2 separate regions of the Homo sapiens genome follow, and region 1 is linked to region 2. Evidence: read pairs that join two places in POLR2A ChIA-PET (ENCODE). Cell type or tissue: MCF 10A. All regions are shown on one strand. Links, peaks and the distances in the headings refer to the core of each region. The heading gives the core; the rest is flanking DNA.

Region 1 (5,000 bases), core at 1-5,000, 200 kb before region 2:
TTTATCTTAGTCAGCATATTTCTTGAGCTGTGGCCAACGGCACCCCCTTTCAGTTCTGATTAGTTTTCTCAGCATTTAAAAGCTCATTGGTTGTTTTATCTAAAAGAATAGTTCCTATAAAAGAATAGTCTCACCTAGGGAGTGGGAGATTGTTCTCTCAGCTACCAGAGCCAAACAATAAAGCAGTGTTACTGCATAGAGTGAAAACACTGTCGGAGTAAACTCTAGAATTGGTCGGCTTCCCTGTTTCTGGTTACCATTGTAACAGAACATTCTTCCCTTGGAACAGGAAAAGCTACATTTTTGCCCCCAGGTCCAAGGGCAGCAATGGAATTGAATAATTGCTGATATATTCCACAAGTAGTGGCATAACACTTTTGTAGCTTTCTTCCTTCTCTAGGAGGGAGTTGTTTCTGCACATTCTACTTTAGTTTTGTAATACTTACGTGCATAGTTTCTTCTCAGCTTCATATTCCAATGTTTTTTTTCAAGGAGTATTTAGGAATCCCAAAAATTATACAAGAAAATTGTGGACAGTCCCTTATAGCAAACTTCACTTATCCTGAATAGATTTCAGGGGTCTAGGAAGGCGTATAGAGAAAGGATGTGGAAGTAACATTTGGTTGACTTGAGTTGCATGAGACGGGTTGGTAAAATAATTCTTTAATCTGGAATTTAGGAATAGAGTGAGTGATGAAGATACAGTCACCAGGGTTTGGAACAAACACAATTGGTAGATGGATATATTTGAGTAAAATATAGTCACACTAAATGATTTAAAAAGACAGCGAGTGATAGAACTGGGGACATTGTTGTTAAAGAGAAGTATGGAATAGAAGAACTATACATAAGGTAAAGAGAAGCCAGGTACAAAACAATGATTTTTAAATGAAGGATTCAAAGGACTATGGCTCATCACAAATAATGGAATGAATTGGTAAGGTAGTGAAGTTACATTCAGGATAACATGCTTCTTCTAAAAGTGACTATAAATTACTCCTACAATTAAAATTTTTCACTTATTCGTGCACTCTTTCAACATTTATTAAGGACCTTCTTGATACTCTGGCAAAGGACATAAACATTAAGCCTTTGATGTATTTATTACAGTCAACAGGACTTAAAAAAATATTGTGAAACTGGCCTAAACAAATAAAACACATCAAATTATCTAGCGGGGTGATTTGGAATGGAATTGGAGGAAAACAGAAACGTGTTGGTACGAACTGGAAGGAAATGGTTGTCATCAACATGAACTCCAGGGCTGCTTGGCTTGAATCCTGGCTCCCCCCACTTATCAGCTTGTGACTGGTCAAGGTATGTAATCCCTCACTCTCTTGGCAAATGGATGTTTTTGAGAATTCAATAAATTAACATACGTGATGCCTTAATAATATGTGGCATGATGACAGTGATGTTTTTATTTTTGCTTTTAAAAAAGGATTTTTAGCTCTGAAGGGCTCCTTGGAACACCATTGTAAACCATAAGAACTCAGTCAAATTAGAGCCTACTGCCAGGCACTGTGCTGAGTGCTTCACCTCCTTTATCCTCCTAACAACCCTTCAAGGTGGAGGCTAACAATGGTCACTCTGCATTTATGGATTAGGAAACAGGGAGGTTAAGTCCCTCACTCAGGATCACACAGCTAATAAGTGGCATTGCTGGCATCTGAAGTCTCTCCAACTCCAGTGCCCACTGTTTGATCATTATGCCTACTGTCTTGGAGATTTTCTGTAAAATAAATTCTTCTTCACACTAGACTGGTATCAATCATTGATGTGCATTTGATCTATCCAATGTGGAATTGTGATAGTAATCTGCTTAAAGTCATGTTTGAAAGGAAGCCATATATCACAGTAAAAAAAAAAATGGGTAGGTTGTAAAGTGCCACAGTCATGGTGAGTGGCTACTGTCACAGCCCTGGGACCTGCACTGGAGTTAGTTTGACATCTCTCATTGAACTGGAGAGTCATAACATAGTGGCTTTATTCAGAAAATGACATACTAATGGATGTCTTAAGTCAAAGAAGAAAGAAAAAAACCTCAACCATGGATAATTACACATTGCAAAGGCCATGGGTAATCCCTAGAATGCCCAGGCCAGTTGGTGAAGCTGCAGCATTTCTCCCCCAACTCTGTTTAGAGTGTCAGTTACCAAACTTTCTCTGAGTCCCACCACAATGGTGCTCACAATCTTCTAAGGTAAGTCTTCACCATGGGCAGCTTTGATTAAACAAACAAACAAAAAAAACTGCTTAGAAATCTAAAATCTCATTCCTTTTAACCCTTTCCCTTTGAGATAAATTTTTGCTTCTGGAGGAACCCAAAGCAAGTCTGAGATACGTTTACCAGGGGACTTCGGTCTTCTTTTCTATAGACTCAATATGCATCATTTCTCCAACAGATCCTCATATATCATTATTTTTTTTCAGATGCTCACCAACCTGTAATGCCTCCCACTGCCTACCAGTCAATGTCCTCACGCTCTGGCCCAAACCTTCTTTTTTCAGCTTCATTTCCTACGCAGGCCTACCCTATTCTGCCAGGCAACCCAGACTTCTCAGCATTCCCTAGACATGCCTTGGGTTTTCCTGTCTCTGTCTCTTTGCTCTTAAGGCTTCTTCTGCTCTCGTCCTCATTTCCTGTGGAAATCTGACCACTAGCCCAGCCCCTGAATTCCCACAACCCTTTCTTTGTGCTTCTTGGTTTCGTGGGGCGCTTTGTTTTATAGTCATGCGTGTACCTGTCTGACTCTCTATTTAAATTTTCAACTCCTTGAGCCTAGAGACTGGCAAAGTCTCTTTGTGTCTTTATTGCCTGCCCTGGTTAGCACATTGCCTGCCCAAAACAGGAGTCTAATAAATGTGTCTTGGATTGGATTCAACACCCTCTTAGTAGCTACTCTGCTTTGTCAAAGCCTCTCCTGAATGTGCTCAGAACCAAACAAATTATTCCCAATGCAGTGCGGTCAGCGCAGAGTACAGTGACTATTAATATTTCTACTGAGGAAGCACACGGCTACATTCATTCTTTTTTAGCCACCACTTCCTACTGTTGGTTCACATTAAGCCTTTAGTCACATGAACTGCTGCCAAGCTCAGTTGTTCCCCATCCTGTAATTGCGCAATTGCCTTTTGAATCTAAAAGCAGAAATGTACACTTATTCCTTGCTCAACTTCATCATGTTGGTTTCCATCCAGCATTGCAGCCTATTGAAATCATTATGAATCATGATCACAGGCATATGCAGTGGAAGCCATCCTTTTTGGGCTTATGTCGTATGAAAACACTATGTAGATGACTTCTATGTTGTTGAGTCGTTGATTAAAGTATGGAACAGGGCAGGGTTTTTTTAGAAAAGTACATAAGGGTGCTTCACCAGGTATCTTTGCAGGTTGACATGGAGCCTTAAACACTCATTAAGTCTAGATATTCAGCCAGATTCAAAGACACTTCGTGATTTTTATCAGGTCCTATTTTATTACTAAAGGTATTAGGGAAGATTCAGAATTTTTCAGAATAACCAAAACAAATTGTTTCAGGAATTCCACAACCAAAAAGTGATTATAGAAAGGGAGCACTTTTTAAACAAAAAAATTCCCTATAGCACATGAAGCTATTACAAGATGTTTTGTGGGAATACTGTTAGCCTGACTTTGTAACTTCAGGAATTACTGTTTTCCTAAAAGAATCAGTAGTATCAATCTAGAGAAGTATAAGCTAATAAATATCCTTCCCCTCTAGATAGGAATGTCATATCATTTGGGCAGAGATGTAAATGCATCAAGGATCAATACAAACAGAAGTTATTCATATGCAAAAGAAATAACAGCATAATTATTTTAGGCTTCAGAAAAGTTAATTGGATAATTCATTAGCAAAAATTTCTGGTTGTGCTACAATGATTATTAAAAAGTCCATTCTTTTAAAGTATATGCCTTAAGTTCAACTTCACTTTTATTCATTCTGGAATAACATATCAGTGATTTTCCAGGTCACAGCCCTTGAAGTATAGTAATACACGATGGTTTACATTGATTACTATATGCCCAGTGACTAACACTGCAGGAACTCAGTATAGCTTTGTTGAATGAATGATGAATGACAAATTCTGCAAATTCAGCAGGTGAGAATAATTAAGCAACTATACTCAATCTACAAATCAATGACATAATTTTGTAACATACTATAGCAAGAGTTCATCACTGCAACCAGGGCTGCAATGCAAATGTACAAATAGTAGCTCCTCTTCTCAAGGAGTTCTTTTGTTGCTAGACAAGTCAGATTCTCACTGACCAATTAGACAGTCATAGTCTCACCAAATAATAGAATGTTCAACCACACATGATGTAAAGGGCTAAGTACACGAGTACAGAAAAATTATGAAAAATATTTAGCTCATGTGGAGAAAAGACTTAAGGGAACAAATGCACTTTAAAATTATAAACTGATCCAGTACTAATCTAGAGGCCACATACCACATCAGGGGTTACATGGCTCTAGAGAGAGGGGGCTTTAGTGACACGTAGATTTGAGTTTGAATTCAAGCTCAGCCCCTTGCTAGCAGGGAGACCCTGAGACATTATGCAACCTCTCTGAGACCTAGTTTCTTGATCTATAAAATGGGAATAATAACAATGACCTTTCAGAAGGAATAACAAGTACATATGTTTAATAACCAGCATATTTTTTTTACCCAGTAGTTGCTAGCAATTATTATGGCAGGTAAAATTAAAAAGTCACTGACCAATTATAGAATTAACCTTTAATCAAGATTAGGATTTTAGTACTTTAAGGTAGAATAAGTATAATCTTTACTGCAACACCAATGTTCTCAGTCATTTACAGCTTCTGATGTAAATCACATCTTATTTATCTGATTACTGAGGAGCAATCATGCGTCCAGCTCTGTTCCAGGCTAAGTAAACCCTGTGATGTGTTTCCTCTAACTTGCACTCATCTTAATGCAATGGAAACTTGATTGTAGTGAACATAATTC
Region 2 (6,203 bases), core at 718-5,717:
GTGTGGGATTGGAGAAGATTGGTCTATGACTGGCATTGGTGGCCTTTCCTAGTAGGAGAGTGAGTAAGAGTCAGAAACTATCTAATTAACCTTGAATGACTCTATTAATCTTTTCAGTAGATTATAAAGAATACCTCTAGGGGAAAGTGTATTTCCTCAACTTCAGATTCAGCAAAAACGGCATTCAGTAGATCAAGATACTGCCTGTTCCTGACCACAAGAATGTGTCCTCACAGGAGCTGTGGTGTTTTGTGATCTACCAGCTGCAGGCTGGGGTGTAATATTTTCTGATCTGACATTTGGAGAACCTTCAAATATTTAAGGGCACTCATCTTTCCTCTCAGTTATCTCTTCTTTCGAGGATCATAAAAACCTTGAGAAATGTCAAGCTTCTTTTTCAGATTTTCTTCATTTAATGCAATATCTCATTTTGGTTTTTTAGCCCTTCTAATGAATTTGGGCTATCATCTTATATCCATTAGACTGGGAAGTCAACTTTTCCAGAAGGCTGACTATATGTAAAATATTCACAGGCAACTATATATTTTGTATTCATGTAATATACCTTAGGGATTGATCATGCAGGAGGTGGAGTTGGACAACCTGGGTTCAAAGACTTAGGCTATCATGCTGTCTTTGAACCCAGGTTGTCCTATCATACTGTCTCTTAAAATGTGAATGTCCTACAAATTTCCTTATTTATTTATTTTGGAAATTTCTTGACTGTTGATGTTATTACTTTCATGTACACAAATAGTTAAAAAGATAAGTACTTTAAAAAGTAAGTACATTTTAATAATTAGTCAAACAGTAATTTTTGTTGCATTTTCTTGCAATAAAATGCTGTATAATCTTGGGCAAGAAATTTATCTTCAGGGATGTTTTCTTTTTTTCTTTAAAAAAACTTTTAAATTGAGGTTCAGCAAGTATAAAGTATATTAATCATCAGTGTATAGCTTGGTGAATTGTTTTATGCATTCATGTAATCACATTAATTATTGTTACATTTTAGTGTCAGAAAAATACATGTACATTAAAACCCTAACTGGCTGGTAGAATTTCAATATGTAAAGCACACAAGGAGTGTTTTACTCAGTTACAGCTAGAATACTTAATTATATTTGAAAGTAAATATTCACATAATGCCAAAAATCCTCATGACAAACTTTGTATGACACACATTGTTACATTGATTCTATATGATGTTAACATAACATCATATGTTATGATGTTAATCTTGGTCTCTTGATTAAGTATACTACAAACTCTGACCAAATATTTCTTTTCTTATTTGTGTGTTCCACTGTTCAAATATATGATCTACAAAGTCTTAAATGCTACTACAAAGCCATTATCATATCAAATGTCTGTAAATTATTGAATCATGTGGCAGCCCCAAAGTAGTTCAGAACATATTCTGGTTCTGCCCGATTAACAGATTGTTGTTTGCTCAATTAAACTGTTAAATTTAATTGGCTTAAAGTTTTTTTTTTTTTTTTTTTTTTTTGAGATGGAGTTTCACTTTTGGTGCCTAGGCTGGAGTGCAATGGCACAATCTCAGCTCAAGGCAATCTCTGCCTCCCCCGTTCAAGTGATTCTCCTATCTCAGCCTCCCAAGTAGCTGGGATTATAGGCACGCACCACCATGCCCAGCTAATTTTGTATTTTTAGTAGAGATGGGTCTTCACCATGTTGGCCAGGCTGGTCTCAAACTCCTCATCTCAGGTGATCCACCCGCCTTGGCCTCCCAAAGTGCTGGGATATAAGGCCTGAGCCACCGTGCCCGGCTTTTTTTTTTTTTTTTTTTTTTTTGGTAGTAGGAATAAAATATCTCACTCTTGCTTGGAGGATTCAAGTCACTTTGGCACAGGGCAGTGGCCTTTATTGTCTACTCAGATGTTTGGCAGATAAAATGTTTGAATGCAGCATTTCACATTCATCTTAACTTTGTAGTTTCTTAGCAAACAGAACCCTTGGTTTTCTTTGCAGTCCAGACTTGATGTTGACTTCTTTGAGTTTATCAAAATATTACTCAGATAAATTTTACTTAACTCTACCCTTCCCCAAAACCCTGTTTAAAAATCTATCTTTTTTTCTCATTTGATGAGACGTCTTTCTGCTGTGTGGTCTTTGCAAAGATCGATGAATCTGCTCTGTTGGATTACATGTCTTAAGCTAATTATGGTAGGACATTAGGTTTTGTTAGTTATGTTTTTAAAGATAAGAAAACTGAGGATCAAGAAGATTAAATGAAGTATTCAAGATGTTATGGTAATACGTGGCCACAGAATTCAAACCGAGATCTGAAGCATAATGAAGCCCAATCCTTTTCCACAGCGCCACTCTGACCTTCCCCCTTTTGCCTTGTCTAGCTGATTATTGCATTACCTTTGTTTAACAACCACACTTGCTGTGAAGCCACAAAATCCACTCCAACCACTTTGCTCTTTCTCATCACAGTTAGTGTCCAGTTTGGATATAAGCCTCTGTTTCTCAAAGTATGGTTTCAGTTTCACAATGCTGCTCTCTGCCAGGATCCCTAATGAACCATACAACCATCTAACACTTAGTTCTGAGTTCCTTTCTTCCTCAGCCACACCAATCAGCAAATATCTCTACACACTCTGGATCTTCACACATTCATACCTGTCCTCGTGCTGTTTCCTGACCTTGCAATTCCTTTCCCCAAATTCTCTGCTTATACAAATCTTTTTTTTCCTTTTTAAATATCATCAAGCTTCCTTGCTGCAAACACCACATGCTAGTCTGTTTCATTAGATAAGTAATTTATAAAGGATATTAGGTATTTCACAGAAACTTTTTTTTTTTTTAACTTAAAGGCTACTTTGCAGGACTGGTCCAGTGTAGATAGCACTCCTGGTGCCTGGACGCAAATAACACAGTTTTCACCTCTGACACTAGGAGGTGCTAGACCATTTCCAGCTGCTGTATTGGAAGCTTGGTATCTCTGCTACCACCCTCATCAGGACTAACCAGATCGGTGCTTCATCTACATTATGAGCCTCTGAGGGAAGTCTTGCATGGGTACATCTGACTGGCAGAGCCTAGGTCACATGCCTACTCTGCAGCTACAAGGGAAGCTGGGAAAAGAGGTTTTTGTTTCTGTCTTAAGGAGACACATAACTCTAAAGTGGGAAAGTCCCTCTAAACAGGAAAGGCATTCAAATAGCAGAGATGCCAGGTAAGAATGATAAATGTTCATTACACTGGGGTCGAGTCAAAAAAATTTCCTGAATTGTAAAGTCTCTATAACAGCAAGACTTAAGAGCTCTTTGTGTTGTCCCTCAGGTATTCACCTTTCTGCCGAGTTACAATTGTAACAGATGTGATTCATACCTCTCCCATATCTCCTCATCCTTATTTCAGTTCATGATTTCCAACTGCCATGGCAGTACTTTTTTTTCTTGCCTGAGGGCTTTTTCTGGCCATTTAGCTTCATTACATTTGCCAGTGCTGTAGGCTGAAAGTATGGGGGAATTGACACAAGCCAGGAGCTGCCCTCAACCAATGACTAGGAGATGCTGGATAAATACCTCAGCTACGTTGCACTAGGGTGGGATAGCCCTGAAGCATGTGTTCAGTAATACCCCCCAGCATTTCCCTAGTGGGAATAAGCTCAGACACCTACACTGGCAACTGGCTTGATAACTCCTTTATTGGCTCTCTTCCCTTCCTGTCTCAGTCCTCTGTCAATGTCTCCTTCCTGTCCCAACTACTTGCACTTGAACTTTTGTTCCAGAGTCAGCATCTGGCTGAATCCTGAGTAGACAACTCTCTTCCTCTCTCTCTTTCTTTTTTTTTTTTTTTTTTTTGAAACGGAGTCTGTCTGTTTCACCCAGGTTGGAGTGCAGTGGCATTATCTCGGCTCACTGCAACCTCCACCTCCTGGGTTCACGTGATTCTCCTGCCTCAGCCTCCTGAGTAGCTGGGACTACAAGTGCACACTGCCATGCCTGGCTAATTTTTGCACTTTTAGTAGACACAGGGTTTGACCATGTTGGCCAGGCTAGTCTCGAACTCCTGACCTCAAGCGATCCGCCCACCTCAGCCTCCCAAAGTGCTGGGATTACAGGCATGAGCCACTGCACCCAGCCTTTTCCTTGTAATATAGATAACTCACTACTCATTCATCTCTCTTGTAAGATTCTTGATGGAAAAAAAAAGCATTGCCATTTTTTCCTGTCTCACACAATACGTAGTACAGGCCCTTGTATATAATAAGCACTAAAGAAATATTTGTTTGCATTTGTTGAGTTGAATTAAAATAGGGGTGATGGTCAGATTTTAAGTTTACATCACTGTATAGCCAAAAATTTTACTCTTTCCAGAAGAAGTCACACGTATGATTAATAGTGGTTATTTTTGATGATAGTGATTAGAGTTATGTTGTTGAACTTTCTAGAGTTATGTTGTTGAACTTTCTAACCTTTGTCCAGGTATTTTTATTGCTCTTGAAAATGTCAGCTATCCAGGAGGGTTGTGGCACCTTGTAACCACATACTACTGAATTATCCTATTACTCTGAGCCCTTCAGGGGTGAGTGGCCTGCCAAGACCACAGTCTTTGTGCAAAACGCCTCATGAGAAATGTTGGAAACAGCCAAAGGGATTTGACTGACTCTGTAGTGGCTCCTTAACCCTGGAGCCTCAGCCTGAATCCATGCCTGAGTAGAGTAATTCCTTTTCCCAGCTGCTTTCCTTGTTCCACAGGATGCACTCCCTACCCTAAGGAATAGCTCCCAGATCAGTGGTCTTCCAGTTATTTCATTCTTGAGTTTTTTGGTTTTGAATATGGGCCCAAGGGTCTTTGGCCAGTGGGTATCATTCCAATGGTTCTGATGGGTAATGACAAATAAAACAAATGGTGAATATTATGTAACAGCTGGCTGGCTCTGAATGGTTTTGGCCAAGGTTCTGGAAAAGAATGCAGGAGGGAAGTGGTCAATATACAGGAATGAAATTGGAACGAAGCCATTTTACATTCCTTTGGATGTCAGTCTTTCAGTAGGAGGTTAGAGTAGGATAGCACAGGGACCAATTGAGTGCCCCTCCCCCAGTCTTCCTGCCTCCATTGCAATGCTGAAGAAACTCCCAGACTTTCTTGCTTCTTTCTTGCAGGACCGCTGCTCATCCCTATCCATTAATGCCCACAGTCTCCATGGCATTATTTTCCTTGAGATCCTCTGGACTAATCTCATTACAGCCTTCAGCTCTGTGTAAGCCAATTACCACTTGAAGCCCTGGACTCCCTGGTCATTCCTCACCCCCGAGATGCTCCTTTCTAATAGATATGTATATCTGCTTTATTGACGCCATATCTCATCCCTCTGCAGCCTTCAAAACTCTTCCCTTGTACCTCTGGAATTCAATGTATAGACATGAAACCATCTCCATTCTTTTTTTCTTTCTTTTTTTTTTTTGGAGATGGAGTCTCCTCTGTCTCCTAGGCTGGGGTGCAGTGGCACAATCTAGGCTCACTGCAACCTCTGCCTGCCTCCCGGGTTCAAGCGATTCTCCTGCCTCAGCCTCCTGAGTAGCCGGGACTACAGGCACCCGCCATCATGCCCAGCTAATTTTTGTATTTTTGTAGAGATGGGGTTTCACCATGTTGGCCAGGCTGGTCTTGAACTCCTGACCTCAGGTGATCTGCCTGCCTCGGCCTCCCAAAGTGTTGGGATTACAGGCATGAGCCACCATGACCGGCCTCTCATTTCTAAAATACCTATTTCATGTCCTTGTTCTAACTGGCTCCTCCCTCAAGACACTGCTCCCCTGCAGCCCTCTATACAGGTCACTGGTTTTTCAGCCACGTGCCTGGCGCCACAGGGCCTGGAATAGGATGAGTGTCTTCCTTGCATCTCAGTGCTGCTCCCAAGCCATTGTCCCATATCCTCCATAAAAACACCCAGTTTCAACATGGGACTATGTTGTCTGCCACCTTCCTTCCTTTTGGCAACCATCTGCTGGCTCTAACATCACTTCCCTTCCCTCCTGGATCACCGTCATTTTTCTATCACTACACCCATTGTATTTTTGGTGATTTCAATATCCACACAAATAAGTCTTCCCATACACTGAGCTTTCAGTTTCTCAGCCTCCCCTCCTCCAACATCTCATCCTCCATTCTACCTCAGTCACTCACTCCTATGTTCATGCCTCCTGGGCCCTGTTTTTATCAGTAAT

What was found. ChIA-PET counts read pairs that join two places held together with the same protein. Peaks named below come from ENCODE experiments on the same cell type or tissue, not always from the same donor. Only the 100,000 strongest peaks of a DNase experiment are listed, where the experiment ranks them.
Region 1: POLR2A ChIA-PET joins it to region 2 with 5 read pairs; 2 of 35 experiments call an interaction of 5 or more read pairs at or near these places.

What each region holds. Positions count from the first base shown.
Region 1 is chr5:36,655,859-36,660,858 of GRCh38, reverse strand. The region is part of intron 3 of SLC1A3 (solute carrier family 1 member 3); the gene reads right to left. Among named protein-coding and RNA genes, the nearest start is that of SLC1A3, 52 kb to the right of the region's middle. In MCF 10A, for the core only: no CTCF peak of the experiment used is centred there; a DNase peak (open chromatin) is centred at 3,118.
Region 2 is chr5:36,456,456-36,462,658 of GRCh38, reverse strand. No RefSeq gene overlaps it. Among named protein-coding and RNA genes, the nearest start is that of SLC1A3, 150 kb to the left of the region's middle. In MCF 10A, for the core only: a CTCF peak has its summit at 2,865; no DNase peak of the experiment used is centred there.